2 separate regions of the Homo sapiens genome follow, and region 2 is linked to region 1. A link is an interaction called in ENCODE POLR2A ChIA-PET data of the cell type or tissue named here. Cell type or tissue: PC-9. All regions are shown on one strand. Each heading gives the region's core, and the rest is flanking DNA. Links, peaks and the distances in the headings are about the cores only.

Region 1 (15,485 bases), core at 7,516-11,515:
TCTGCCACCCAGGCTGGAGTGCAGTGGCGTGATCTCGGCTCACTGCAACCTCTGCCTCCTGGATTCAAGCAAATTCTCCTGCCTCAGCCTCCTGAGTAGCTGGGATTACAGGCACCTGCCAACATGCCCGGCTACTTTTTGTATTTTTAGTAGAGACGGGGCTTCACCATGTTGGCCAGGCTGGTCTCGAACTCCTGATCTCAGGTGATTCGCCCACCTTGGCCTCCCAAAGTGCTGGGATTACAGGCGTGAGCCACCGTGCCCAGCCCAGAGTTCATTTTAAAAAATACAGCAAATGAAAACACCAAATAATTTATTTTAGTGATTCTTATACCCCCAAGAACACCTGAGTTAAAAATAAACTGGTATAGGAGAAAAGCAGTTGTCTCTGACGTGGTGGCCCTCACTTTCTGCTCTGTTCCTTAGCAGAGGATTAAAGGAAATGAAAGTGTGTCTATGAAAGTGCTTGCCAAACTATCAAGCACAATCAAAATGTAAACTCTTACGCTTAGAAGGAAGGGTACAAAGTAATTTGAAGTCACATTGTCACTTGGCCAGATCCCTTGTGGCAGCCTCAGTTTTCTCATCTGGAAAGTAGGAATAAAAACTATTACCTCGAGGACTAAGTGATGACATAGGCAAAAGCACTTTATGAATTTAGCAAATGTTTAGGGAGCTCCTCCCTTGGGCCAGGCACATGGCTTTTCTTCCTTTCTCTCTCTGGGCCTCATTTTTCATCTAGGAATTGCAGCGTTTGGGCTGAGGGCTCTCTTTGTTCCTGCCACTCTGACTTAGCCTTTAGGTTTCTGTCTGCAGTTATAATTCAATCAATCAATCAATGCAAACTTACTGATCATCAGTCAGGTGCCCTGTGCTGTGAAGGCCACAGAGAAGCAGAAATCAAATAAACATTTACCAGCTTTGTACTTTTATCATCTTGAAAATTAGAGTCCCTGGGGTTTTTGTTGTTGTTTACTTTTATTTTATTTTATTATTTTATTATTTATTTATTTTTGAGATGGAGCTCGCCCCGTCACCCAGGCTGGAGTGCAGTGGTGCAATCTCGGCTTGCTGCAACCTCCGACTCCCAGGTTCGAGTGATTCTCCTGCCTCAGTCTCCCGTGTAGCTGGGATTACAGGTGCCAGCCACCACACCCGGCTAATTTTTATATTTTTAGTAGAGACGAGATTTCGCCATATTGGCCAGGCTTGTCTCAAACTCCTGACTTCAGGTGATCTGCCTGCCTCGGCCTCCCAAAGTGCTAGGATTACAGGCGTGAGCCACTGCGCCTGGCCTATTTTTATTTTTTATTTTTATTTTTACTTTGAGACAGAGTCTTGCCCTGTCACCCAGGTGGGAGTGCAGTGGCGTGATCTCAGCTCACTGCAACCTCTGCCACCTGGGTTCAAGAAATTATCCTGCCTCAGCCTCCTGAGTAGCTGGGATTACAGGCGCACGCCACCACACCCGGCTAATTTTTGTATTTTTAATAGAGACGGGGTTTCACCATGTTTGTCAGGCTGGTCTCGAACTCATGACCTCAGGTGATCCAACCTGCCTTGGCCTCCCAAAGTGCTGGGATTGCAGGCGTGAGCCACTGTGTCTGGTTACCTATTTTTATTTTTAATGTTTTTTTTAATTGACAAGTAAATATTGTATGTATTTATGGTGTGCACCATGATGTTCTGACATATGTATACATTGGGGAAGGAGCCCTAGTCTTGAAAAGAAGTGTCGTAAAGCAGCTCGTGCCTGGCACTTTTCAGTAATGTTTAGTTTCGTCCCAGCAAAGTCCCAATTCATTTCATGGTACCTTTGGTTGTTTGTCACTACAGTGTAAAGTTCTGGAAAGAGCGATCCATATTGTAATCCCCTTTGTGTTCACACTGCCCAGCGCAACGTTTTGGGCACAGGTGCTCAACCATTAAGTTTTGAACGAATGTAGTTGAACTCTCATGGAGAAGCAGCACCATCTTCTGGCTGAAGTGGGTAATGCTGCACAGGGCCAGAGAGCGGCTCAATTAGAGGCTGGCAATCAGAGGCTGGCAATGGATGCGCGCGTGTGTGCGTGTGAGCGTGTGTACATGTGTATTCAAGTGGAGATGAATGCACTCTTTCCTCAACTTTGCCATCCTCTACTATCAGAGTTTTAGCCTGAGGATGGTTGAGGCATCCTGGCCTCTAGAGCGAGAAGTTTGCTTTAGGGAAAACCTAATCTGAATTCACCCGTCTGCAATGCGGCGAATCAGGCCCAGAGAAGTTAAGGCTGGCTCAGGGTCACCCTGCAAGGTGGTGGCAGGGCCAGGCTGGAGTCTTCACTCCTGACTCTTCATCCAGGACTCTCAGAATTCCAGGGACCACTTTCCTCCTGAATGCTGAAGTTTTTGCCTTCCTAAAGCCATAATCTTTGTAGTGGATGTAGAACTCGGGAAAAGTCATTTGGTTATTAATGGTTGCAGACAGGGAGCAAAGATGGCAAGTTGAAGGAAAAAGCATTTATTTATTGAACATGCTATGTGCCAGGTACTCTGTATGTACAGACTACCATTTGTACAATGGAGATAATAATAGCAGCTCTTTCAGAGCATTGTTGTAAATAAAGTAATATAAATGTAGTAATATATGTAAAATGCTTACATATACTTAAAGTTGCTGGAATATCACGAGCACTCATATGTTTTAGTTTCTACGTCAGTTAGCTTTTCTTGGATGCAATTATTTGGAAACAGTCTGATCCTTTTAGGTCTTGCTTTTGTTAGGGACCTCCAGAGGAGTGTTCTGTCTAGGACCAATTATTCCCCACTATTGAGGCATGGCCTTCCTGCATATTCTACTCAATTCCAGTCTAGCTGGAGGCAGCGGGCACTGTTTCTGGCTCTGTGTGAGTCCTGGGCACTGTTCTCTCCTCCTTTCAGAAGGACCTCGGGTGGTTTCATCACACGCACGAGCTGATGAGTACACTGCTGAATACTTGAGGGGCACCCTCTGCACATCTCTGAGGCTCTCTGTGCAGCTCTCTCCTCCCCAGTACTCTGTCCTAAGAACTCTGGCCACCTTGATCTCCTGGGACTCTGCTGTGTCTCCTCAACTCAGAAGCTCCCTGGCTCCACCTGGGTTCCCTTTGTCTGTACTGTGGCCTGGAAACATTTTTCTAGGCTGTGAGCTGGGGTTGTCGTGGAGTTCATGTGGTTTTCCCATCTCTCGCATCACCATCCTTTGTGATCCACCCAATGTCCAGATTCTTGCCTGGTTATTCTAGCTGTTTCATGCAGGAAGATAAATCAGGTTCCTGTTACTTCATCTTGGGCAAAGCCTAAGCCCATCAATTGATTTTACAGCTTTAAACAGCAGCCATCTATTTACTCACGATTGGCAGGTTGGTGATTTGGGCTGAGCAGTTCTGCTGGCCATGGCTGGGCTCACTCCTGGGCCTGCAGTCAGCCTCATGTCAGCGAGGTGGCTCTGTTTCCTGGGCATTTGCTGGCTGTTGACTGGAGTGAAGAAAGCAACTGGGCCATGTGTCTCTCCTCCTCCAGCAGGCTAGCCTGGGCTTGTGGGTTCCTAGAGCATAAGAGAGCAAGCCCCTGTGATGAGCACTTTTCACGTCTATTCTAGAATCACTTTTGCTATTGTCCCTTTGTCCAAAGACAATGATCCACCCAGATCCAAGGGGTTGAGAAATGGACTTCACCTCTTGATGGGAGGAACTAGGAGGTCCCACTGCAGGGGCATAGGTACAGGTAGGCAAGAATGCATAGCCATTTTTGCCATGCCTATCATAGCTATTCCTATTCCTTTGTAAGCCTCACAAGAAGCCAGGAGGTTGATCTTATTATCGACAATTTACGGAAGAGAAAACTGAGGCTCAGAGAGGTTGAGAGACTTGCATAAGATCTCACAGCTAGTAGGAAGCAAAGCCAGGATTTGGACCAGGGTCTGCCTGCCTCTGAGCCTGGTGTGGTGTGTGTGTGTGATTCTGTATTCAACACCATCAACTGTTTATCCTTGGCCCTGGTCCCTGATGTGAGGCACTCCCTGAAGCTGCCCATGCTCCAGATCCTTCCTGACACTCTCCCACTCCCAACCCCAAACAGAAGGCCATGGCCCTGGGCCCCTCCTGTCAGTGCCTGTGGGGCCTGTGGACACTGAAGGAGATGTCTGTGTGTCAGTGTCTCTGTGTAGGGGAGCTCACGGGGCTGATGACCTATGTCCCCAGCTAGCGTGTTCCTCAGTGGGTCGTGAGTTCCTTCCTCTCTATGCTCCTCTGTTACTCCTGCCTGGGCTGTTTCAAAAGCCTCCTCACCTCCCTGGCTTCCCTGTCCCCATCCCTCCCTCGGGTTGAAGCCAGGTGGGCCCTTGAGGGTCCACGCTTGATGGCAGTGCTCTTCCATCCTCGGTCCTTCAGTGGCTTCTGATTTTTTTCCTAGATAAACACTAAATTCATTTTCCCAGCACCCAGTCCTTCCACGATCTCACCCTAACCTACTTTTGTGCTTTATTTCTGAACACCCATGCTAATGTCCTCCGTTATTGAGTCAAGGGCACCATGGCTTTGTCCCCCTGGGCTGGCCCCTGGGTGGTCCTTCCCTCCATCTCCACACACCCACTCCTCCTGCCTCCTGCACCACCCACCTGCGCTCCAGGCTGTGTGTGATGTCTGATCATTTCATTCAGGCCCCAACTTCCTGAGAGGGCGGACTGTCTTATTTGTGTTTGACCAACTGAGAAAGCCCAGGCCTGGGAGGGGATTGGGAGGACTCTCTGGCTTTGTGTGGTACTCTCAGCCCAGTGAGAGGCACGGGAGCCTTCCTGGGACCTCCTGCTATTCTAGCCCAAGATTGGTGCTGCAACGAAGCAACTGGACCCCTGTGGCTGAATAGCACCCTGTGGACTCCGTAGATATGTCCACTGCTCCTCGTGACCTTGGGGGAGGGGAGAGAGTGCCCATAAAGGCTAAGTGTGTATGCACCAGTGGGGTAGCAGAGAAGTTGGGGCAGGCCATGAAGTGGTGTGGAGGGGCTCAGACCAGGGGCCAGTGAGGGGCACTGCTTTTGGTTGGGGTAGTCACCAATGCTGCTCACTGAACATTTCTTTTCCCCTCCAGGCACGCATTGAGGTAGGTGGACCACGCACTTACCTTGACTAATGGAATGTGGATGAGTGACGTCTGTCACATCTAGGTGGGAGCTGTAAGAACCCATGCTGAATTGCCACAACCCCTACCCACCAAGATGAATGAAGTCTCATTAACCTGGGTTCCCAAGGGATGAAGATAAGCAGATCCAACTGCCCTCCCATGCCCAACATGAGATTTGGGGTTCATTTGTTACAGTGACATAACGAACCCATCCTGAAGGTACACTTGAAGAGGGCAGGATTTCAGAAGTTGAAGGAAGTGGAGAGAAAGCCTTAGTGGATTTCCTGGCACATGTGTCGGCCTCAGAGAAGGCCTGGAGGGAAGGGGAGGGGTCTGGGAAGACAGAGACTACTTTTGGCTCTCTGCCTCTCTCCAGTTGACCCTAGTTCTTGGGATTTGGGGATGGTAACACTGATGTTTCCCCATAATGCAACCATGCTCCATCTCCCCAGACCTGGATTAGAATCTTGGCTTGGCCATGCACTGGCTTTAGCCTTGGGCAACTCACCTTAGCTCTGTTATGATTCAGGTTCCTTGTCTGTAAAAGGGATTGGAGAGCACCTATCTTGAGGATTTGAGGTAACACATATAAAACACTCTTCTTTTCATGTGGTGGACACTCACTAGCTGGCTGCTGATTTTTATTCTTTTTCTTCTCAATCTACTATTCCCAGTGGTGGGGTGGGGAGTGGGAGAGATGGACTACAGCCATCTGAGACCACCCTCCCCACTCACCTCACTTTGCTCAGCTGGCCTGAGCTATTGATGTTGCCAAGACAATGATGACATGTGGACCATCCCCAAAAGATGCTGTGGTCTGTGATCAGACCCTTTGGTCTGCCTGAGTGTGAGTGTGTGTGTACACACACACATGCATGCACAGGCAGCCAAAGTCAGAAAAAACAATGGCCTGAAATTAGCAAAAAAAAAAAAATTGTTTCTGGAAAAATTTGCACCAACTGCTTGGGAATCTGAAGATAAAGGCAGGCACAGGCCAAGTCAGAGATCAATGGGCCTAAAGCAAGTAATGGCAATGATGATGATGGTGATAGTGATGGTGATGGTGATAATGATGGTGATAATGGTGATAGTGATGGTGTCAGTGATGGTGATGATGGTGATGGTGACAGTGATGATGGTGATGATGGTGATGCTGCCGATGATGGTGATGCTGGTGATAGTGATGGTGATGATGGTGATAGTGACGGCGATGATGATAGTGATGACGGTGATGGTGACAGTGACAGTGATGGTGATGATGATGGTGGTGATGGTGATGTGACAGTGATGGTGATGATGATGGTGATGGTTACAGTGATGATGATGGTGAGGATGATGGTAACTACATTTGTTGAGCTCCAGCAGATGGATGTAATGGTTCAGAGCCGGTCTCTGATGTCAGCAAACCCTGGGTTTGAATCCTCTTCTGTTTCTCCAGGACTTGAGAGGCATATTGGTTAACCTCTCAGTTACTCTTTGGTAAATGTGGAAATAGTAGTCCTTACCTTTTAGGCTTGTGAAGATGAAACGAGATAACATGTGAATTCTCAGCTTGGAGCCCAGTATACAGCAGCACTCAGTATGTGGCGAATTTTGTTAGGACAATATTACTCTTGGGCTAGGTACTGTGCTGAGCACTTCACATACATCTCCCCAAAAGGCTGTCATGATAGTATTAGGATCCTCATTTTGCAGCTGAGGAAACAGAGAACAGAGCCTGCATAGCATCCCAAAGTCACTTAGCTTCTAAGTAAAAACCAGAATTTGAACCCTGGTTGATCTTACTCCAAAGCCTTAGCCTTAGGTATAAAGGCTTGTGGTAGGTTTTTCATGATAGCAAAATATTAAAAATATAATTACCACCAGTAGGGGATTGGTTAAACAAGTTACAGGACATCCTCACAATACACACAGTTGCAAACAAAGTATTTAGGAAGATTTTCAAGATATGTTAAGAGAAAGAACACAGTATAGAACAGTGTACAGTATATTACTATTTCTATAAAAGAGGGTGATTAATATATAAATGTATGTGTTTGTTTATATATGCACAGGACACACAAGAAACCAATGACATTAGTTGCCTATCAGGAAGGGAACTAGGTGGCAGGGTGACATGGATGGGAGGGATACTTTACTATGTACCTTTTTTTTTTTTAGATGAAGTTTCACTCTGTCACCCAAGCTGGAGTGCAGTGGCACGAACTTGGATCACTGCAACCTCCGCCTCCCAGATTCCAGTGATTCTCCTGCCTCAGCCTCCCGAGTAGCTGGGATTACAGCCGTGCACCACCACGCCCAGCTAATTTTTGTATTTTTAGTAGAGATGGGGTTTCACCATGTTGGCCAGGGTGGTCTCGAACTCCTGATCTTGTGATCCACCCACCTTGGCTTCCCAAAGTGCTGGGATTACAGGCACGAGCCACCATGCCTGGCTACTACCCTTTTATATTTTTGTGTGTGTGGAGATGTGTGTGTGTTTTTTGTGGTTCAGAGCTGATCTGTAAATTAATATGTAAATAATTAACGTGATTTCACTGACTTCATTTTTTATCACCCTCCCCCACTCTCAGTCCCTACAGCTTGGGTTCTTGTGTTCCTCAAACATTCATTCCAGCCCAGGGCCTTTAAACTTGATTTTCTCCATGAGACCCTCTTCCCCTGATCCTTGCCTTTCCTTCACCACATTCAAGTCTCTGCCCAGATGCCATCCTTCAGAAAGGCCTTTCCTGACCATGTGACCCGAAATAACCACCACTGTTCATTGTTGCTTTATTTTCTTTACATCACTATGCACTGTCTCAAATTATATTATTCTGTTTTTCTGTGTATTTACTTGTTTCTTTTCTATTTCCCCCACTAGAATGTAAGTTCCAGTAGGACGAAGATTTTTTTCTGTTATATATCTTAGTGTATGATACATGATAGATGCTTAATAAATATTTGCTGGTGGAATTAATGAGCAGATAAGCATAACCTTTCTCTGTGATATTTATCACAGATAAATATGTTAATTTATTAATCAGTTAATTGAACATATATTTATCGAATGTCTAACATATTATAAAACAGTCAAAAGTCCCCATCCTCATGGGGCTTTTATTCTTATTGATTGAGTCATTTATTTACTGACACACAACTACAAGCCAGGCTCTATGCTAGGTACTTCAGAAGAGACAATGACAAAAAGCAGGTGTTTTTCCTTTAAGACATTTGTACTTGTTTAAGGAATAGGGATGGGAGTGGGAGTAGGAGTGGGAAAAGATTTGGTTGCACAGTACAAAATCTGAAACGTTAGGTGCCGTAGGGCTGGGAATGAAGACAGGGGAAGAAAGACCTTATTTGCATTCTCTGATGTCTTAGGCTCTAGGGAGAGTGATGGAAATGGGAGTAGGAGTGGGGAAAGATTTGGTTGCACAGTACAAAATCTGAGATGGTGCTGTAGGGCTGGGAATGAAGACGAGGGAGAAAGACCTTATTTGCATTCTCTGATGTCTTAGACTCTAGGGAGAGTGACAGAAATCAGAAGAGAAGAAGAAGTGTTGATGGACAAACAAGTGGTCCAGAATTTTAACAGAAGAAAACAGGAAAAATTGTATTAGACTTTACTTTCTACCAGAGATGCAGGCAGGAAGCAGCCCTATGTAGCGCCTACTGTCATACTCATAAGACACCAGCTACACACCATGAAACAGGGACCTCAGTCACAAAACATCCTGTCTGAAAGGTTCATGCATGTCACACAATAGGGGCTTAAATAAATATTTGTTGGGTGAATTGAGCACATAAGTGCAACCCTTTGCTGTAATAAATTTGTTAATTAATTGAACAAAAATTTATTCAGTGCCTACTATGTGATATTTTGTGGGGAGGAGTTTTCTAAGCCCGACTTGGAGGAAGACCATGGATTTAACCTGCAAGGTGTCCACTGCCAGCCTTGACGGGCCCTTCTGGAGGAACTTGCAGGGTGAGGTGAGCGTTGGGAGCTTTTTTAGGTGTCTGTAGCCATGTGCTACTGTCCATGGTCCTGAAACACCACCATTGCTCTTTAGGACACGAATTCTTCTTCTAGCACAAGAACATTGGTGACTTGTGTCCAGCATCTTTCAAAAATCCTGAAACAGGTAAGGAAGAAGAAGGTAGAGGAATATAGGATATGCGGGTGGGAAGAGAATACACAGAGGCTCTTAGAAAGGCACAGCCCCAAGAGAGTGTCAGGGAGTTCTTTGGCTTTGAAATATTAATATGTATTCACTTCCACCATGAAGGAAACCACCCTAGACCTAGAACACGGCCAAGACACTGTAAAGCTGAAGAATAGGGAGAAATTTCTGCATGAGGCTAAGCAAAGGTGACTATGAACAATATTGGGACGGCAATATCAAGATGGCTCAAGTGAAATACTAGTTATTATATCAAAGAGTTCATAATAAAATTAAGCCATATGGAGAATTTTACATATTTATTACATACTCATTATATAATATGTATAATATATAAATTACATATTTTATGTCATATATAATACATTGTATATATTTTATATGTAATGATAATATACACTATATGTAATATTCCTCATAACATATTCATTATAAAATTAAGCCATATGGAAAAGTTTAAAGAAGAAACAAACCACCCAGTTCTGTCACTCTGAAATATGATAGTTCAGGCCGGGCGTGGTGGCTCACGCCTGTAATCCCAGCATTTTGGGAGGCTGAGGCAGGCGGATCACAAGGTCAGGAGTTCGAGACCAGCCTGACCAACATGGAGAAACTCTGTCTTTACTAAAAATACAAAAATTAGCTGGGCGTGGTGGCGCACGCCTGTAATCCCAGCTACTCAGGAGGCTGAGGCAGGAGAATCTCTTGAACCCAGGAGGCAGAGGTTGCAGTGAGCTGAGATCGTGCCACTGCACTCTAACCTGGGCAACAGAGCGAGACTCCACCTCAGAAAAAAAATATGATAGTTCATCAAATCTAGGTTTTGATTATACTTCAAATCATTTTTTGTATCACTAAAAAAAACCTACCAATTAAACCATAACAAAATGCTTTACATAATCTAGAGTTTTTATTAAAAGAACTGTTTTAAACTTGTATAAATATATATTTTATAGCATGTTACTCATATACAAACATAAACAAAAAATATAAGAAATAAATTGGTCCAATATATTTCTAAAACACCTTCACATTTAGCGTTCAACTCTTCTGAATCACCTTTTGGCTCAGTCGTTGTGTGTGTGTGTGTGTTTGTGTGTGTGTGTGTGTGTGTGTGTGTGTGTGAATACAATATCCTTTGTGCATCAAGAGTATCAATGATGCAGCATTTCTTAAAAGAGTGCTCAGCTTCACGCCTGCAATCCTAGGCCTTGGGAGGCCAAGGCGGGCGGATCATGAGGTCAGGAGATCAATACCATCCTGGCTAACACTGTGAAACCCTGTCTCTACTAAAAATACAACAAATTACCCAGGTGTGGTGGTGGGCGCCTGTAATCCCAGCTACTCGGGAGGCTGAGGCAGGAGAATCACTTGAACCCGGGAGGCAGAGGTTGCAGTGAGCCGAGATCACACCACTGCACTCCAGCCTGGGCAACAAGAGCGAAACTCCGTTTCAAAAAAAAACAAAAAAACAAAAACGAGTGCTCAGCTATTGTCTCTGGACTTTATTTCCAAGGCACTGCTTGGAGTTTTGATGCTGGAACTTGCTTGATCTTACCAGAAGATGTCAGCAATGACAACTACTTCATGGCTGCCACCTGGCTGTCAGCCATTGTGTGGTCACTAGATTTCAGAGTTGTTTATATGTGAAAAAAAAAAAATCAGTATTTTAGAATGGGTGAAGACAGTAACTGGTAAACATTATTTCAAATATCTTTCTGTGCTTATAAACAACAAGAAGAATAAATGGATAGAAAGAGAAAGTTTTACATAAGGTTAGACAAAAATGATTTTGTAAAAATTAATCACTACATTTTATCAAAAATGCAAATTAAGCTTCTGAAATTTTAATGAAATTCAACAGAAGAAAAATAAATTGAAGTAGATCTGAAGGAATGGCTATAATTTAAATAATGTTTCCACCCCAGGAGATATTAATTACTAAAAGGATTCTTATAAGGGTAAGGACAAGTGGTTATAAAAACCATAAAATCATAAAGAGGTTGGAGTCATTGATTTTTCAAACCTCACACATTTCGATTTCAGACAGTATTGATTGATCCCCCGCTATAAAAGGTGAGATGGTTAGCACAGTTACACTTCCTCCCTCCTCCCTTTGCCAATCTCCCAATTTTGTTGCTTATGTTGATTTTTCTCTTGTTGGGATTTATATTATTTATATTCTGTTTTGTAATTGTAATTCCTAGCATTTATAATTAGTGTGTAAAGCTGACTTCCCAATCTTTTTGCACTGTCTTCATTTTTTTTTTTTTTTTGAGACAAGAGTTTCGCTCTTGTTGTCCACGCTGGAGTGCAATGGCGCAATCTCAGCTCACTGCAACCTCCATCTCCCAGGTTCAAGCGATTCTCCTGCCTCAGCCTCCCAAGTAGCTGGGATTACAGACATGCACCACCAAGCCTGGCTAATTTTGTGTTTTTTTTTTAGTAGAGATGGGGTTTCTCCATGTTGGTCAGGCTGGTCTCGAACTCCTGGCCTCAGGTGATTCACCCACCTCGGCCTCCCAAAGTGCTGGGATTACAGGCGTGAGCCACCGCATCCGGCTCTTCTTCATTTTTAAGTCCTTTTGGCTTTGTAATGACATCTTTTCAAAGTAAGACATGCACATAGTTTAAAAAGTCAAGTTTTACCACTTGGCCCTAAATGAAAAATTGCATTTCTCTGCTCCCTATTTTCACTTATCCAAACCTCACAGCTCTGAGGGAGTAATCCCTACCTTTTACAACGATCTCCTTTGTTGTCATGTTCACAGCCCCCAAACAGTGACTTCTTGCTATGGCAGCTGAGCTTTTCGATGATTTACTAGACCTCTCCTAACACACATATACATACACTCAGCATCCTCTCATCCTCCACATATAATTATCACCACTTTTCATTAAATCAAGATCCAGTGCAGAGGCCTGCCAACATATGTGACAGCTGTACTGGATCATTTTTTATCACCTAGGAGGTGATAAAAATATAATAATCATGAAATAAAACAAATATGTAATAGTAAGGAAAAGAAACAGTGAACCTTTTTTATTGAACTTCATATAACTAATAACAGTAAAAAATAAAAAATGAATATTGCAGTACTAAAAAAGGAAAAGCAATCATCCTAATATTGCGTCTTTTTTAGTGTAGGTGCCTTGGATGCACCAGCTTGTAATTTTTTAGCTTTTTCAGTAACTTTATGTAATGTTGAAGGTATTATACATTTCAAGATAGAGCCATACATTGCTTTTTTACATTTTTTCCTTACTGAAGTCCACTGGATTAATATTGTTTCATGTTAGTATGGGTACCTCACTTCAAGTTTCTTTATAAAATTCAGAGTAATTACAAACTGAATCAGTTGCTGGTTTCACAACAATATTACAAATGACCGCAAGTTCTTCCAAGCTCCTGCAGGACAAAAAGCACAACTATTTATCAAAGAATTCTTATATCTATGTAACAGAATTTTTGTCTTTAGTTACAATCTGATATATTAATATTTTAGGTTAGTAATTGTTCAATAACTATTAAGTGATCTTTAAAAATAAAACAAATGTCTCCAAAGGGTACCATTTAGGAAAGTACTAATAATAACACTAATTATACATTACATTTTTCTGGATTCATTCTTTAGTTTTAAAAACTAATAATTAATGGCCGGGCGCGGTGGCTCACGCTTGTAATCTCAGCACTTTGGGAGGCCGAGGCCGGTGGATCATGAGGTCAGGAGATAGAGATCACCCTGGCTAACGTGGTAAAACCCCGTCTCTACTAAAAATATAAAAAAATTAGCTGGGCATGGTGGCGGGCGCCTGTAGTCCCAGCTACTCGGGAGGCTGAGGCAGGAGAATGGCGTGAACCCGGGAGGCGGAGGTTGCAGTGAGCCGAGATCCCACCACTGCACTCCCAGAGCGAGACTCCGTCTCAAACCAAACAAAAAAAAACAAACAAAAAAACCTAATAATTAAAAAAAAAGAATAAATTTTAGGCCAGGCACAGTGGCTCACCCCTCCAGCACTTTAGGAGGCCGAGGCAGGTGGATCACCTGAGGTCAGGGATTCGAGACCAGCCTGACCAACATGGCGAAATCCTATCTCTACTAAAAATACAAAAATCAGCTGGGTGTGGTAGCGGGTGCCTGTGGTAGCGGGTTCCAGCTACTCAGGAGGCCGAAGCAGGAGAGTTGCTTGAACCCGGGAGGCGGAGGTTGCAGTGAGCTGAGATGGCACCATTGCACTCCAGCCTGGGCAACAAGAGCGAAACTCCGTCTCAAAAAAATTTTTTTAAAATTATTTAAATTAAGTAAAGCATATCATATATGAACAAAAACTGGCATTTACCAACCAAAAATATTATATTGTACCTTTTTGTTTGCACTGTTTCATTATTTTTAAACTCCAAGTGATTTGCACAGAATGACAAGATGAAGTAACTCAAGTTCTGTTTCTTTGTCGTTACAATACTGTGCTTGAATTATTTTTAATCTACTGTTTAAAAGCAGGAATGTGTGGTACCACAGGGGTAGAGACATAAACTGCACTAGAAATGAACCTGAACAATGATTCTGAACTATTATAAGTTTACTCTCAAACAATTGCCTGTAGCTGAATCTGTGTGTGTTGAAGATGGAATGTACAACTGGGAGTTGCTCAATTAGCTTTCATGTAAAACATAAAATGTTTATTAAAGGATAAATAATAAGAATGTGTTCATTTGAAGCTTGCAAATATAATGTTAAAGCTCAACAGTAATTTCAGAAATTATTTATAAATTATAAATTAGACAAACAAAAAATTTTCAGTGGGGGGAAAGAAGAATTTTATAATTGACACTATTTAGAATTGCTAGTGCACAGTGACAATGAAAACCACACTGACTTCTAGTTTTGTGATAGTTTTAAAGTTACCCTCAGTAATGCACTTCTTATTGCCAGCGCTTGAGGCAGACCGCTCTCACCATCCATCTTTGGTATGCCATTGGTTCGGCGTTTATATTATCAAGGTAATGCAATTAATATTGATAGTTGAGTCATAAACTGTACTATAATTACATTCCAACTTTTTTACTTCCTGAAGTTAATAATTGCCTCTTTTTTTGTTTGTGTTGTTTTCTATACACTAGTTCATTCTGAAATTTTCCACCAGAACTGAAAATCTTCTTTGAATTTTTGTTCAGACACCCCAAATGATCTATCAATTCTGCTTTTCTCTTGATATCAGTCCTCTGGGAGCAGTACATCATCCTACCACAAACTGGACAGGTTACTTCTTAAACACATTGTCTTCCTGGAAGCAGTTATCTTCCTGGCACTTCTCTTCACCACTGCCTAAGAAGTTTCCATCATTTTCCTTTTGTGTTGATTCTCACGTCTGGATCCCGTGTTTTCCTTCTTTATTCTCTTCATCATGCCGTCACAAAAGCACATCTTTCAGTAGCTTTTGGAGAAAGGGTGTGTGGGAGGTAAATTTTTAAAACCTGGCATATCTGAAAATATCTTTGCCTTTACAGCTTTATGTTTTCATTTTAATTTTGAATTAACATTCAGTAAAGTTGACTTTGTAGACAATTTTATAATTTTTTTTTTTTGAGATGAGGTCTTGCTCTGTCACTGGAGTGCAGTAGAATGATCACAGCTCACTGCAGCCTTGACCTCCCAGGCTCAAGCGATCATCCCACCTCAGCCTCCCAAGTCACTGGGAGGCTGCCACCACACCTGGCTAATGAAAACAGTTTTTTAAATTTTGGTAGAGACAGGGTCTCAGTATGTTGTCCAGGCTGGTCTCAAACTCCTGGACTCCAGCAATCCTCCTGCCTTGGCCTCCCAAAGTGCTAGGATTACAGATGTAAGCTACCGTGACTGGTCACAGTTTTATGAATTTTAACACACGTTGATTTAGGTAAGCACCACAAGATACAGAAGAGTTTCATTACCTCCGAAAACTCCCTCATGCTACCCCTTTGTAATCACACTGTCCTTCCCATCCCTAAGTCTTGGCAACCACACATCTGTTCTCTATCACTATAGGCTTGTCTTTTTGAGAATGTCATATCAATGGAATCATACAGCATGTAACATTTTAGGACTAACTTCTTTCATTCAATAATGCCTTTGAGATTCATCTAAGTGGTTGCATGTATCAACAGTTCATTGCTTTTTCTCACTGAGGAATGTTAGGTTTATCT
Region 2 (15,485 bases), core at 3,973-7,972, 98 kb before region 1:
ATGGGCTGGGTGCAGTGGCTCATGTCTATAATCCTAGCATTTTGGGATGCTGAGGCAGATGGATCACTTGAGATCAGGAGTTCAAGACCAGCCTGGCCAACATGGCAAAACCCCATCTGTAGAAAAATACAAAAAATTAGCCGGGAGTGGTGGCATGCGCCTGTAATCCCAGCTACTTGGGAGGCTGAGGCAGGAGAATCACTTGAACCCGAGAGGTGGAGGTTGCAATGAGCTAAGGTCGTGCCACTGCACTTCAGCCTGGGTGACAAAGCAAGACTCTGTCTCAAAAAAAAAAAAATCGATTATGAAAAGATGTATTTTCACCATGTTTTTCTTTTCTTATTACTACTATAATTGCTCTCCCCTTATTTCTGCCTAGTTCTTTCTTTTTCAAACTCCAATTCATATTATACATTTCCTAATTAGAGTAAGTAGCTCTTTAAGGTCCTATAAAAACATATTGCAGACATACTTTATTTGCGAAAAATGCTACCTTTGTTTTTGTGATTCTTTTTTTTTTTTTTTTTTGAGATGGAGTCTGACTCTGTTGCCCAGGCTGGAGTGCGATGGTGCAATCTTGCTCACTGCAACCTCCACCTCCTGGGCTCAAGCAATTCCCCTGCCTCAGCCTCCCAAGTAGCTGGGATTACAGGCACGCGCCACCATGCCCAGCTAAGTTTTGTATTTTTAGTAGAGATGGGGTTTCATCATGTTGGCCAGGCTGGAGTGCGATGGTGCAATCTTGGCTCACTGCAACCTCCACCTCCCGGGCTCAAGCAATTCCCCTGCCTCAGCCTCCCAAGTAGCTGGGATTACAGGCACACGCCACCGTGCCCAGCTAATTTTTGTATTTTTAGTAGAGACGGGGTTTCACCATGTTGGCCAGGCTGGTCTTGAACTCCTAACCTCAGGTGATCCACCCACCTCGGCCCCCCAAAGTGCTGGGATTACAGGCCTGAGCCACCGTGCCCGGCCGTTTTTGTGATTCTTATGCTGTGAGTCCTATATAAATGTTAGCTATCTTTATTAATAGTAATAGTGGTATTCTGTGTTACTACTACTATCAAGTATGTTAGAAAATTAATTTTGATAAATTTTTTAGTTTCAGGTTTTGAGTATGTGACAGTTTTTTCCTCTTTACTCTTTTCAAAAGGTATTCCAGATTAGGTGAGCTAAAAATCTCTCACAGTTACTTTTGTGTATTTACTTGCAGGACCATTGCAGAGCTTATTAGACCGAGAGCACTGGGTCAGCAAACTACAGTCCTCTGACCCACGGCCTGTTCTTTGGAATGCCCATGAGTTAAGAATGTTTTTTATATTTTTCAGTGGTTAAAAAACACACAAAAGAAGAATAATATTTTGTGCATGTGAAAAGTATATGAAAATCAAATTTCAGTGTCCATATTTAAGTTTTATTGGAACACAGCCATGACCACTTGTTTACATATTGTCTATGGCTGGTTTCATTCAACAAAGGCAGAGTTGAGTAGTTGCAACAAAGACTTCATGGCTCTGCCAGGCGCGGTGGCTCACGCCTGTAATCCCAGCACTTTGGGAATCTGAGGCGGGTGGATCATGAGGTCAGGAGATTGAGACCATCCTGGCTAACATGGTGAAACTCTGTCTCTACTAAAAATACAAAAAATTAGCTGGGTGTGGTGGCACGTGCCTATAGTTTCAGCTACTCGGGAGTTTGAGGCAGGAGAACCGCTTGCACCTTGGAGGCAGAGGTTGCAGTGAGCCGAGATCTCGCCACTGCACTCCAGCCTGGGTGAAAGAGCAAGACTCCATCTCAGGAAAAAAAAAAAAAAAAAAAGACTTCATGGCTCACAAGCCCAAAATATTTACTATCTGGCCCTTTACAGAAAAAGTTTGTCAACCCCTTACCAAAAGGAAAATAATAACCTGCTTCTGTCATTTGTGCTTAACCTAATTCAAATATTCAGCTTTGTCATGCGTGTCCTTTTCCTCTTGCAGATGTTTCTGTCATGGGTAATATATTATTAGTTGTCAACATAAATAATGAACCTTTTCAAGCGATAGGTTGCTAACACGTGTTTCATCAGCCACTACTACAGTTCAGTGATAAGGTACTGAGAGCTGGTGGAAAGAAATTCTCCTGCCCATCTGCCCAGCCTAGAAGAGGAGGTATTGCTCTACTGCAGTTGATTTCTTTTTCTTTCTTTCTTTCTCTTTCTTTCTTTCTTTTTTAAGTCTAGTTGATCAAAATTGCTCAATGATGGCAGGTTTCTGTAACCATTCTTGCGTTGAAGTAATGTGGCACACAATGAGTCCATGACAGGTTTTGTTCTAAGTAAATATTAGTGTCCACTCACTATGGAATTTGCAAGTGAAATTTCCAAAATGTTCATATTGTTTTTCTACAATACTGGGATCATTCACTCTCAGGCTGGTGCTGGTACCACCACCCTGTCCCCAGGAGGCTACTAGATGTGTTTACAGTTTACAGTCCAGACCCATGTCCAGGGGGTCTTTCCTTGTTTGCCTCCCATCTGTTTCCATGTGGCCAGGAGCCACTCTGCTCACCAGCTGCAATTCACTCCAGGTTAATTTCTGCTCCATCAAATTAAGACTCCAGGGGAGAAAAAAATTATTTCCCCTGGCTCTGAGTCTCCAGTTTTTTGGAGACCTGAGAGACCCTGTTTACAGATACACACACAGCAAGGGAAGCACATGCCAGTAGTTCTAGCTACTCAGGATGCTGAGGTGGCGGATCACTGGAGCCCAGAAGTTCCAGGCTGCAGTAAGCTCTAATTGTACCTGCACCCCAGCCTGGCGACAGAGTGAGACTCTGTCTCAGAAAAAAAAAAAAATATATATATATATATATTTGCATTCAGAAAAAAGGTTTGTTTATAACTTTTCCCAAGAGAAGTGAGTGTTGCTTTAAATTTGTGCAACTGAAGAGCCTCTTTAGGCAGACTTCCTAACACAAAGGAAACAGTCTGTCCTAAAGAATTATTCAGGTTTTCCACCTCTATAGATACAATAACTGCTTATCACCTTAGTATACATTTTCTTAGCCTCAACTAAATCCAGGCTAGGAAAATTATAGGCATTTGCCTGGGCACCTTGTTAATAATGTTATGTCATAATTCTAGTAAGTTTCTTATAAATTCTTAATTACTTTGCAAATACACATAGGAAAATATGGGGCTCTATTTACATTTCCCATCTGACAATACAGTTTTAAAATTCTCTAATTGCTCTTAAGAAAATATACTTCTCTAGATATTTATACAGGGATTTGTGTTGCCACAAATTTGAATGGCAAAGCCAATGCCCCCAACAGATTCATTGTCTTCCCCAGAGAGCATCAATCATTGTTGAGCATTTGTCTAAATAAAACACTTGTTTGAGAGCGTGGGCGACATGGCGAAGCCTTGCCTCTACAAAAAATACAAAAATTAGCTGGGCAATGTGGCACGCGCCTGTGGTCCCAGCTACTTAAGAGGCTGAGGTGGGAGGATCGCTTGAACCTGGGAGGTGGAGGTTGCAGCGAGCCAAGATTGCGCCACTGCCCTTCAGCCTGGGCGACAGAGTGATACCCTGTCAAAAAAAAAAAAAAAAAAAAAGTACTTGTTTGGGGATGGTATAAATTACTAGAGGTTCTCACCAAGCATGTTTTGCACTGTACTAAGTTATTAATACTAAAACAGTTTCCAAGGTTTACACCACTGTAAATAGAAAATAAAGATACCTGTTATCAGCCAGCTTCTGTTAGATAAGGCTGCAGTAATAAACAACTCCAAACATATCAGTGTCTTAAGAAAATAACCGAGGTTTGCTTCTTGCTTATGTTACATATTGGTAGCCACGAGTTGGCAGAGGCACAGCCCATGTATCTTATCACTAAAAGGCATGAAAGTGCAGCAGAAAGATGGGCTTTTAACGAGATGGATTTGGGCTTAAATCCCCAATACCACTTCTTACTTGTGTGATCTTGCATGACTCTCTTAACCTGCTTAAGCCTGTATTTCTTCACCTATAAAATGGGGTCAATAATAGCACTTATAGAGCTGTTGTGAAGATTAAATGAAATAACATGGAAATCAACTAGTCGTTGAGTGCCCTGAATATAGTAGCACTCTATGCTCTGCGCTACTCTGTGCCCTGCACCATAATAAACAGTGGTTATTATTAAGGCTGCAAAAACCTATCTCCTTGCTTTTTCAACATTTGTGGTTAGACTGATCAACTTTACTCTTCTTTGGAAGAAGGAATAAGATGCGAAATTCAAGTCAGTCTGTCTTATGACTAATTAGATATTATGAGGCTGGGCGCAGTGGCTCATGCCTATAATCCCAGCACTTCGGGAGGCTGAGGCAGGCAGATCACTTGAGGTCAGGAGTTCCAGACCAGCCTGGCCAACATGGTGAAACCCCGTCTCTACTAAAAATACAAAAAATTAGGCAAGCGTGGTAGTGTGTGCCTGCAATCTCAGCTACTCAGGAGGCTGAAGTGGGAGAATCACTTGAACCCGGGAGGCAGAGTTTGCAGTGAGCAGAGATTGCGCCACTGCACTCCAGGCGGGGCAACCGTGCCCCGCCTAGTTTTTCTTTTTTAAAAACATTGATTTTTTTTTAAGATGGAGTCTCTCTGTTGCCCAGGCTGGAGTGCAGTGGTGTGATCATAGCTCACTACAGCCTGAAACTCCTGGAATCACATGATCCTTCTGTCTCAGCCTCCTGAGTAGCTGGAACTACAGCTGTGCATCACCATGTCCCACCCCTGGCTAATTTTTGGGTTTTTTGTAATGAGGGTCTCACCATGTTGCCCAAGCTGGTCTTGAACTCCTGACTTCATATGATCCTCTTGCCTCAGGCTCCTGATTCACTGGGATTACAAGTGTAAGCCACTAAACCCAGTAGTTTTTCTTAAGTCTTCAAACTCAACTTACAAATCTTGATAATTATTAATCTAATCCTATGTTATATAAGAAATAAGATTCATTATTTTTACTTGTTCTGTGATTAATATTCAACTAATACTTATTTTAAAAAATACTTATATGTAAAAAATTAAATCCCGGCCAGGCCACGGTGGCTCACGCCTGTAATCCCAGCACTCTGGGAGGCGGAAGCGGGTGGATCACCTGAAATCAGGAGTTCAAGACCAGCCTGACCAACATGGTGAAACCCCATCTCTACTAAATACAAAAAATTAGCCAGGTATAGTGGCGCATGCTTGTAATCCCAGCTACTTGGGAGGTTGAGGCAGGAGAATTGCTTGAACCTGGGAGGTGGAGGTTGCAGTGAGCTGAGATTGCACCATTGCACTCCAGCCTGGGCAATAAGAGCAAAACTCTGTCTCAAAAAAAAAAAAAAAAAAAGATTAAATCCCTAAACATTTAGCATATTATATAAGTAGTTCATTAACTTTTATTAAATATTTCAAGTAATTAAAAATTTAATATATCTTATTCCCTCAAACACTTCAAATTCCTAACAAGGTTCATTAGTCAGGGTTCAATGCAGGAAACAGAAACACTCTAGTTTTTTTTTTTTCTTGAGATGGAGTTTTGCTCTTGTTGCCCAGGCTGGAGTGCAATGGCGCGATCTTGGGCTCACCGCAACCTCCGCCTTCCGGGTTCAAGGGATTTTCCTGCCTCAGCCTCCTGAGTAGCTGGAATTGCAGGCATGTGTCACCACACCCAGCTAATTTTGTATTTTTTTAGCAGAGACAGGGTTTCTCCATTTTGGTCAGGCTGGTCTGGAACTCCTGACCTCAGGTGATCCACCTACCTTGGCCTCCCAAAGTGCTGGGATTACAGGCATGAGCCACCTCGCCCTGCCTACTGTAGGTATTTTAAGCAGAAAGGGATTAAATACAGTAGATTAGATTAGGTATTTAGAAACTTTTTGGAAGAGATGGAGGGGTAGGCTCTAGGCATATCTCTGGCATGACTCCCAGAATGTTGCAGAACTGGTCTATCAAGAATGATGCTTCCTTTGCTACAGACAGGAAAGTGGAGATCCAGAGGCCAAAAGTAAACTACTGGGATCAAAAGATTCCTGGCATATTGACCAAAATGCCATTCAGAGATCATAAAGCCAGGATCAGGAAGCTGTAGAAGCCACCACCACAACTGTCTCATCACTGAATTGTACTATCTGGCTGCCACTGCTGCAGTGGATTCTCAACACCATAGAGACTGAAGCCGAAATGTCACTAGCAGTACATACTGCGTAGCATCAGGAAGAGGGACCTTGCCGCTTTTCTCCACGGTCTTGTTTGGTAATTGTTGCTCATATACATGTCGTGATTTGTCTAAGTGAATTGAAACCTCCATGAGGAAAGGTGTTGTGACTTTTTAGTTTTCAGCCCGAGGCACAGGCAAACAGAAGTTGCTCAGTAAATGGACTTTGATGGTTGGGTATTCTCTATTTTGATACTGTCATCTTGATGCCTTGGTTTTTGATGGATTATCCTCATCTTCCAGATTCATTAGCTCGATTTTCAGTACACCAGCCAAAAACAAATGAGCTTACACAGAAAGCACTATTGCAATGGGAAAGGATAACTGGGTCACTTCCATTGGCACTTCCAATTCCAATTAAAAACAGAGGCATCCACTGCAGACATTACTAAGTAGCTATTTTGCTGTGGATAGTAGATGTTTGGTAGTGGTTGGCTGTAGCTAAAAGTTTTAGTTTGCTGCATAGTCCACCTATAGATCTAATTGGTGTAACTTAATTTACACCCAGAATGCTAGCTGCACAAGTGTGTTGGGAATGACACTCACGGCCATCACGTAAATCTGATATAAAGAAAAATGTCCTAATGTAACACTACTTACCAATCCAATAATAACATAATTATATTTAGAAAATTGGCCGGGTGCAGTGGCTCACACCTGTAACCCCAGCACTTTGGGAGGCCGAGGCGGGCAGATCACATGAGGTTGGGAGTTCGACACCAGTCTGACCAATATGGAGAAACCCCGTCTCTACTAAAAATACAAAATTAGCCGGGCATGGTGGTGCATGCCTGTAATCCCAGCTACTCGGGTGGCTGAGGCAGGAGAATCACTTGAACCCGAGAGACGGAGGTTGCAGTGAGCCAAGATTGCGCCATTGTACTCCAGTCCAGGCAATAAGAGCGAAACTCTGTCTCAAAAAAAAAAAAAAAAAAAAAGAAAGAAAGAAAAGAAAAGAAAATTAGGGGTTGGGTGCAATAGCTCATGCCTATAATCCCAGCACTTTGAAAGGCTGAAGTGGGAGGATTGCTTGAACCCAGGGGTTCAAGACCAGCTTGGGCAATATAGTAAGAATATGTCTCCACAAAAAATTTAGATAATTAGCCAGCATGGTGGCTCATGCCTATAGTCCCAGCTACTCAGAAGACTGAGGCAGAAGGATTGCTTGAGCCCAGGAATCCAAGGCTGCAGTGAGCTATGTTTGCACCACTGCACTCCAGCCTGGGCAACAGAGCAAGACAACTGTCCCTGCCCCATACCTCCCCTCCACTCCACTCCCCACAGAAGAAAACAAAAAGGGCTTTCAACATTACAGTGAGCTATAAAGTAAAAAATAAATGAATAAATAAATTAAATTAACCAAATTGTCTTTAATTTTTAAAAATTAAAATCACAAATATTGGCTGGGTGAGGTAGCTAACACCTTTAATCCCAGCACTTTGGGAGGCCGAGGCCGGAAAGGATCACTTGAGCCCAGGGCTCGACGAGACCAGCCTGTGCAATATAATGAGACCTCATTTCTACTAAAAAAAAAAAAATTATCTGGGTGTGGTAATGCACAGCTATAGTCCCAGCTACTTGGGAGGCTGAGGCAGGAGGATTGCTTGTGCCCAGTAGTTTGAGGCTGCAGTGAGCTATGATTGCACTGCCACCACTGCATTCCAGCCTAGGCAACAGAGCAAGACCCTATCTTGCAGGAAAAAAAAAGAAAGAAAAAGAAAAGTAAAGAAAACTAGTAAGAAGACACTTGAGGTTTGAGCCATATAGGAAAATAGAAAGTAGAGGGGGAAGTGATGGGTGACTTGGCAAGCTGGAAGAGTTACAGAAGGGCAAATGTGGGCACCCTAAATAACAAGCTGGTTCCCTCTCAAAACCCATAAAAGGCTCAGAAACAGATTCTAGGTACCAGGGAAGGTGGGGTTAGCACAGAATATAAAATCTCTGGAAAAGTTTGATTTGACAAAAAGCAGAAAGACTACAGCCAGAGATTTCCTTTCAGTGAAGTCCCACCCATATATATGGTGCTTTCAATAAACTTTTAATGCCTTATAAGTATGAATAGCCAGCCTAGGATTGCTAGGGATGTTTAAGGAAAATGTCCAATGAGAGAGATTGAAGTGAACACAGGAAAAAAAGAGGGTTCAGAGAAAACAGATACAATGTGAGGTACAGGAAAAAACTTCAAAGAAACTATAATTAGTTTCCCCAAATGGATAAAAGATAATATATCTCTACAAACTAGTAACAGGAATATCTATCTATCTGCCATCTATCTTTTATACATATGTATACACTCTCACACACACATCCATGCATTCATGCATATGTATGTATATATATTAAAAATCAGGGAATAAGAGAGAAACACTTTAAAATTCATAATATGATAGAAAAAATTAAAGAAAAACTAAACAGAAGAGTTAGAAGATAAAATCAAGCATGCTTCTTAGAAATTAGAACAGATAAACTAAATAGATAACACTAAGGAGAAAAAAGATAAAAAAATAAAAGATTTATGAAGTTTAAAAACTACAAATGGGCACTCCAAAAAAGCAGAGTGGTAGAGAAAATATTGTTATTAAAGAGAGAGTACAAAAACATTTCCAGAACAGAAGAACATTAATCTTCAAATTGATAAGGCGCAACACCATGAAATCTTAGAACATTATGGATTAAGAAAATATCCTAAAAGCCTTTAAAGAACAAAATAGGTTACACACAAAAAACAGGAATCAGATGTCATTAGATTTCTCAACAATGTAGGGAGCTAAAATCAACAATAACAATGATGGAGCAATTTCTTTACATTTCTGAGTAAAAATTATTTTTAATGTTCAATTCTAAATCTAGCCAAACTCTCAATCGTGAGTGAAGCCACAATTTTCAGCAGTGCATTTTCTATTCTTTCTTTCTTTCTTTCTTTCTTTCTTTCTTTCTTTCTTTCTTTCTTTCTTTCTTTCTTTCTTCCTTCCTTCCTTCCTTCCTTCCTTTCTTTCCTTTCTTTCTTTCCTTCTTTTTTGCTTATCTGTGACTTTTGCCCATTTTTGCTCTTATTATTAAAGTGCATTTTCCATTTACTATTTCTCCAGAAGCTGCTGGAGGATATGTTCCACCAAAATAAAGAAACAAACCATGAAAAAGGAAGACATTGGATGCAGGGAACAAGAGGTTTACAGAGAGAGACAAAGGAATTTTCAGCATGATATCAAGGAACAGATCCAGGACAACGATTCTATAGCTTCGTTAGAGGACTGCTTTATTTTATTATTTTATTCTATTCTATTCTATATTTTATTTTATTTTTTATTTTATTTTATATTTTTTGAGACGGCGTCTGACTCTGGTGCCCAGGCTGGAGTACAGTGGCGCCATCTCAGCTCACTGCAACCTCTGCCTCCCAGGTTCAAGTGATTCTCCTGCCTCAGCCTCCTGAGTAGCTGGGATTACAGGCACGTGCCACCACACCCAGCTAATTTTTGAATTTTTAGTAGAGATGGATTTTCGCCAGGCTAGTCTCAAACTCCTGATCTCAGGTGATCCGCCTGCCTCTGCCTCTCAAAGTGCTGGGATTACAGGTGTGAGCCACCACGCCTGGCCAAGGACTGCTAGTTTAGATTGGAGGGGTGACCATGGAAAACTGCAGGTGTGGTATCTCTGGGCAGGAGGTGGGGAGAGAAGGAACTGGTAGATCATCTGACAGCATTGACCAACTGACCGTGTAAAACTTGCATGAAAACACTTCAATGTTGGGTAGTGTTGCAAGATTTAACTATAAGTTTAAGGTAATCTAAGTGCATGAAAAATGGGATCGATACATTCATACAGTGGAATATTGCTTAGCAATAAAAATGAATGAGCTATCAAACCATGAAAAGATATGGAAAAATCTTAAATGCATATTGCTAAGTGAAAGAGAGGAGTCTGAAAAAACTGCATGCTGTATTTCAATTATATGACATTTTGGAAAAGGCAAAATTACTGAAATGGTAAACAGATCAGTGGTCAACAGGGTCTCAAGGAGGAAGGTTGAATAGGTGAAGCAATCAGGGTTTTTTGGGGAGATGAAATGATTCTGCATGACACTGTAATAGTGAACATGAGACATTAGGCATTTGTTAAAACCCTAAAACTACTATACAAAAAGTAAAGTTTAATGTATGAAAATTTAAATCATTTAGGAGGTTGGGGGAACTCAGCACGAAATGCAGAATGTGACAAAGGAATCTAAATGTGTTGCGAACATACAAAGCAATCTTTCCAGAGAGGATGAGGGAATAAGGGTCTGACCTCTGTAACTTTGGAAATGAGTGGAGTCTGTAATTATAAGGCAAAAGGCATTCTATATAAACACCGTAAATATACTAGTTAATTAAAAAAAAACTAGTTGTTTCTCACAGGGATACAGGTTAAGAATTCCAAAATCATTATACATGTATATTGGAATTGAACAATTAAGAAAATGGATGGCCAATGGTGAAAGTGGGGTTCTCTTTGTTAGAAGGAAAGCTTACAGACAAGCAAGAGGCAGAGGCTAGAATAATCTGTGTGGTAATTAGAATTAGAGAAATCAGCATGAACTCGTGTTTACCTTAATATGGTTTGGATGTATGTCTCCACCAAAGCTCATGTTGAAATGAGATCCCCAATGTTAGAGGTGGAGCCTGATGAGAAATGTTTGGGTCTTGGGTGTGGATCCTTCATGAATGGATTGGTGCTGTCCTTGTGATAATGGGTGAGTTCTTGCTCAGTTAGTTCATGTGAGATCTGGTTGTTTAAAAGAGCCTGGGGCCAGGCGTGGTGGCTCACGCCTATAATCCCAGCATTTTGGGAAGCCAAGGCAGGCGGATCACGAGGTCAGGAGTTCCAGACCAGCCTGGCCAATATGGTGAAACTCCGTTTCCAGACCAGCCTGGCCCATATGGTGAAATTCCGTCTCTACTGAAAATACAAAAATTAGCCAGGTGTGGTGGTGTGTGCCTGTAGTCCCAGCTACTTGGGAAGCTGAGGAAGAAGAATCGCTTGAACCCAGGATGTGGAGGTTGCAGTGAGCCAAGATTGTGCCACTGCACTCCAGCCTGGGTGACAGATCAAGACTCTGTCTCAAAAACAAAACTAAACAAAACCAAACCATGAGGATTTAATAAAAGGACTCCTAAAGCTCTTTGCCAGAAAGAAGCCCCACTGCCACCCAGAGAAGGCAGAGGCAGGGAGAATTGCTTGAACCCAGGAGGCAGAGGCTGCAGTGAGCCAAGATCACATGGCTGCACTCCAGCCTGGGTGACAGAGCAAGTCTCTGCCTCAAAAAAAAAAAAAAAAAAAAAAGAGTCTGGGACCTCCCACTTTCTCTCTCTCTCTTGCTCTCTCTCTTGCCATGTGACATGCTTGCTGCTGCTTCACCATCCACCATGAGTAAAAGCTCCTTGGGGCCTCACCAGAAGCCAAGCAGATGCTAGTGTCATGCTTTCTATACAGCCTGCAGAATCTTGAGCCAACTGAATCTTTTTTCTTTATAAATTACCCAGCCTTAGGTATTTCTTTTTAGTAATGCAAAAACTGACTAACACAGATGGCTACATATATATATATTTATAAATATGCATATATATATATATACACACACATGTTAGTATACACACATATCTCTCCTTGCTCTGTCAGCTGAGAGGGCCTAGAAGCAAGACACCCCAGTAGCAATGAGCACACCTAGCACCCAGATCTTGGTTTCTAATACCATTCTCCAATAAAAGAGCCAGGGTTCCTTGGAAAAATGATTGATTGTAGGACTGGGACAGGAAATATACGTAATGAGTCTGGAGCATCTTTTAGTGCCGTAAAGTAAGAAAGTGCATACAAAACCAAAACCAAACTAAAAACCCACCATGAGGCCGGCCACGGTAGCTCATGGTGGTGGCATGTGCCTGTAATCCCAGCTACTCAGGAGGCTGAGGCAGGAGAATTGCTTGAACCCAGGAGGTGGAGGTTGCAGTGAGACGAGATCGCACCACTGCACTCCGGCCTGGGCAACAGAGCAAGACTCCGTCTCAAAAAAAGAAAGAAAGAAAGAAAGAAAGAAAGAAAAAAAAAAACCACCACAATAATGGGGATATGTATAAAGGATATAGGACCCAACTGACAGAGCACCCAATGGCCCAAGCTAAAACAATCTGAGAAATAACAAAGAAAAAAAATACACAAAGTAGTATTGGAGTATCACCAAAGTATAAATGATATAAATACATGATTAAATGTATTAGGAGCCCAGCCTGTGGTTTTCTTTTATAGTACAGTATAGAAATGAAGGGGGCAGGCTGGGTGTGGTGGCTCCTGCCTGTAATCCCAGCACTTTGGGAGGACGAGGCAGGTGGATCACCTGAGGTCAGGAGTTCAAGACCAGCCTGGCCAACATGGTGAAACCCTGTCTCTACTAAAAAATATAAAAATTAACCAGGTGTGGTGGTGGGTGCCTGTAGTCCCAGCTACTTGGGAGGCTGAGGCAGGGAGAATTGCTTGAACCAGGAGGCGGAGGTTGCAGTGAGCGGAGATCGCGCCACTGCACTCCAGCCTGGGTGACAGAGCGACACAACATCTAAAAAAAAAAGAAAAAAAAAAGACAAATGAAAAGGGGAAAGTAACTTTAGAGTGAAGAAAACTGATAAACTCCATCAAGCCATTCAATCAAGATTAACATCAACAATGATAAGTCATATTGATAACACGTAACCTTGGTATGGCATGATAAAAATGGCACTTTACTTCCGTGATCTTCCTCTTCAAAAATGTTACCCCTGTCTAATTACAAGAACATCAGACAAATCCTGATTGAGAGTCATTCTACAAAATGCCTGACCAGTAATCCTCAAAACTTTCAACATTATAAAAACAAAGAGAGTCTGGGAAACTATTATAACCAAGAGGAGTCTACAGAGACATGACAACTAAATGTAACAAAGTATCATGCGTGGGATCTTGGAACAGAAGAAGGACATTAGGGAAACACTGAGGAAATCTGAATGAAGTATTAACTTTAGTTAATAACAATGTATCATTAGTGTTTCATTAATTGTGACAGATATACCCACTAATGTAATATGAGAAACTGGGTGTGGGGTATATGGGATCTTTCTGTTTTATCTTCTCAACAACTCTGTGAACTAAAACTATTCTAAAATTTTAAGAGTTTATTTTTAACAATGAGGCAATATTGATTCTAAGAGAACCAAATGAACAAAAAATGAAGAAAAATCATAGTAAAACATTGGCTCAACCTTGAGCAATATTTACATCATCATCATAATTAAAATGTAAAACATGGGCCGGGTGCAGTGGCTCATGCCTGTAATCCCAGCACTTTGGAAAGCTGAGGCGGGTGGATCATGAGGTCAAGAGATCAAGACCATCCTGGCCAACATAGTGAAACCCCGTCTTTACTGAAAATACAAAAATTAGCCAGGCGGGGTGGCACGTGCCTGTAGTCCCTACAGCTACTCAGGAGGCTGAGGCAGGAGAATTGCTTGAACTTGGGAGGCAGAGGTTGCAGTGAGCCGAGATCGCGCCACTGCACTCCAGCCTGGCAACAGAACGAGACTCCGTCTCAAAAAAAAAAAAATAAAAAGTAAAACATGAATCCAAGCAAAATTGTGATATAAGTATATTTGGAAATAGGATGGGGGCTGTAAGAGAGTTAAACATTCTCATCTACCATAATAGGAAGTCATAGATGTTGTCTGCAATTGATGAAACAAGAGAGCAATATGCTATAGAAATATGGAAGTAATTACTAGAACTAAAAGATTGGAAATGCATGCTACTAGGAACTGATGGGGAACTATAGTTATTGTTGTTAAGCCTTAAATTATTATTTCATTTTTAAATTTTTATTTTTTTTATTTTTGAGACAGAGTCTCACTCTATTGCACAGACTGGAGTGCAGTGGTGTCATCTCAGCTCACTGCAACCTCAGCCTCCCTGGCTCAAGCCATCCTCCCACCTCAGCCCCCCAAGTAGCTGGGACTACAGACACATGCCACCACACCTGGCTAATTTTGTTGTTGTTGTTGCTGTTGTCATTGTTTGGTTTGTTTTGTACAGATGGGGTTTCACCATGTTACCCAAGTTGATCTTGAACTCTGAATCTGCCCACCTCAGCCTCTCAAAGTGTTGGTTTTACAGGCATGAGCTACTGCACTCAGCTTATTTCACTTTTTAAGTTATCTTTAAAAACATATTTACAGCCAGGCACAGTGGCTCACACCTGTAATCCCAGCATTTTGGGAGGCCAAGGCAGGCGGATCACGAGGTCAGGAGATCGAGACCATCCAGGCTAACATGGTGCAACTCCTTCTCTACTAAAAATACTAAAAATTAGCTGGGCGTGGTGGCATGCGCCTATAGTCCCAGCTACTTGGGAGGCTGAGGCAGGAGAATTGCTTGAACCTGGGAGGCGGAGGTTGCAGTGAGCTGAGATCGCGCCACTGCACTCTAGCCTGGGTGACAGAGTGAGACTCCATTTCAAACAAACAAACAAACAAACAAAAACATATTTACATCCCTAAGCATGGAGAACTTTGATTAAGGTTTTTAAAATATCGGCCACATGTGGTAGCTCACACCTGTAATCCTAGAATTTTGGGAGGCCAAGGCGAGCAGATCACTTGAGGCCAGGAGTTCAAGACTAGCCTGGGCAACATGGCAAAACCCTGTCTCCACAAAAAATGCAAAAAAATTAGATGGGTGTGATGGCATGTCCCTGTTGTCCCAACTACTCAGGAGCCTGAGGTGGGAGGATCACTCGAGCCCAGGAGGTGTCAAGGTTACAGTGAGCTGTGATTGTGCCACTGCACTCCAACCTGGGTGATAGAGTGAGACCCTGTCTCAAAAAAACAAAACAAACAAACAAAAATTAAAAATATCATGCTTAAAGACATTAAGCATTTCAAATTGAAATAATAAATTTTATATAATAAATTATCTAACATCTTAGAGGATTTAAATTTTCTAAAACATTTCAAATATCTACTTCTATACCTTCATGAGATAAAGTCCCTTATCCAAGAGAAGCTAACCAACTAGGCTTATTTAGTCGAAGACTCGGTACCACAATATAGTTATAGATTTGGGTTACAGTAAGATATTCTGTACTAAAATATTGGTTCATAGCTCTATTTACAAGATGATTCTACCTAAACTCCAGATTTTCATGCCAATTCCTTCTAACAGTCTTGGAAATACCACCTTTAGATGCAGGAAAGAGTGACCCCTGCTCT

What was found. ChIA-PET counts read pairs that join two places held together with the same protein. Peaks named below come from ENCODE experiments on the same cell type or tissue, not always from the same donor. Only the 100,000 strongest peaks of a DNase experiment are listed, where the experiment ranks them.
Region 2: POLR2A ChIA-PET joins it to region 1 with 6 read pairs; 3 of 35 experiments call an interaction of 5 or more read pairs at or near these places.

What each region holds. Positions count from the first base shown.
Region 1 is chr17:58,111,246-58,126,730 of GRCh38, forward strand. No RefSeq gene overlaps it. Among named protein-coding and RNA genes, the nearest start is that of OR4D1, 29 kb to the right of the region's middle. RefSeq lists a silencer at 9,003-9,297. In PC-9, for the core only: a CTCF peak has its summit at 10,892 (motif pointing right); DNase peaks (open chromatin) are centred at 9,146 and 10,876; H3K27me3 peaks cover 523 bases.
Region 2 is chr17:58,017,193-58,032,677 of GRCh38, forward strand. No RefSeq gene overlaps it. Among named protein-coding and RNA genes, the nearest start is that of SRSF1, 18 kb to the left of the region's middle. In PC-9, for the core only: no CTCF peak of the experiment used is centred there; a DNase peak (open chromatin) is centred at 5,939; H3K27ac peaks cover 1,714 bases.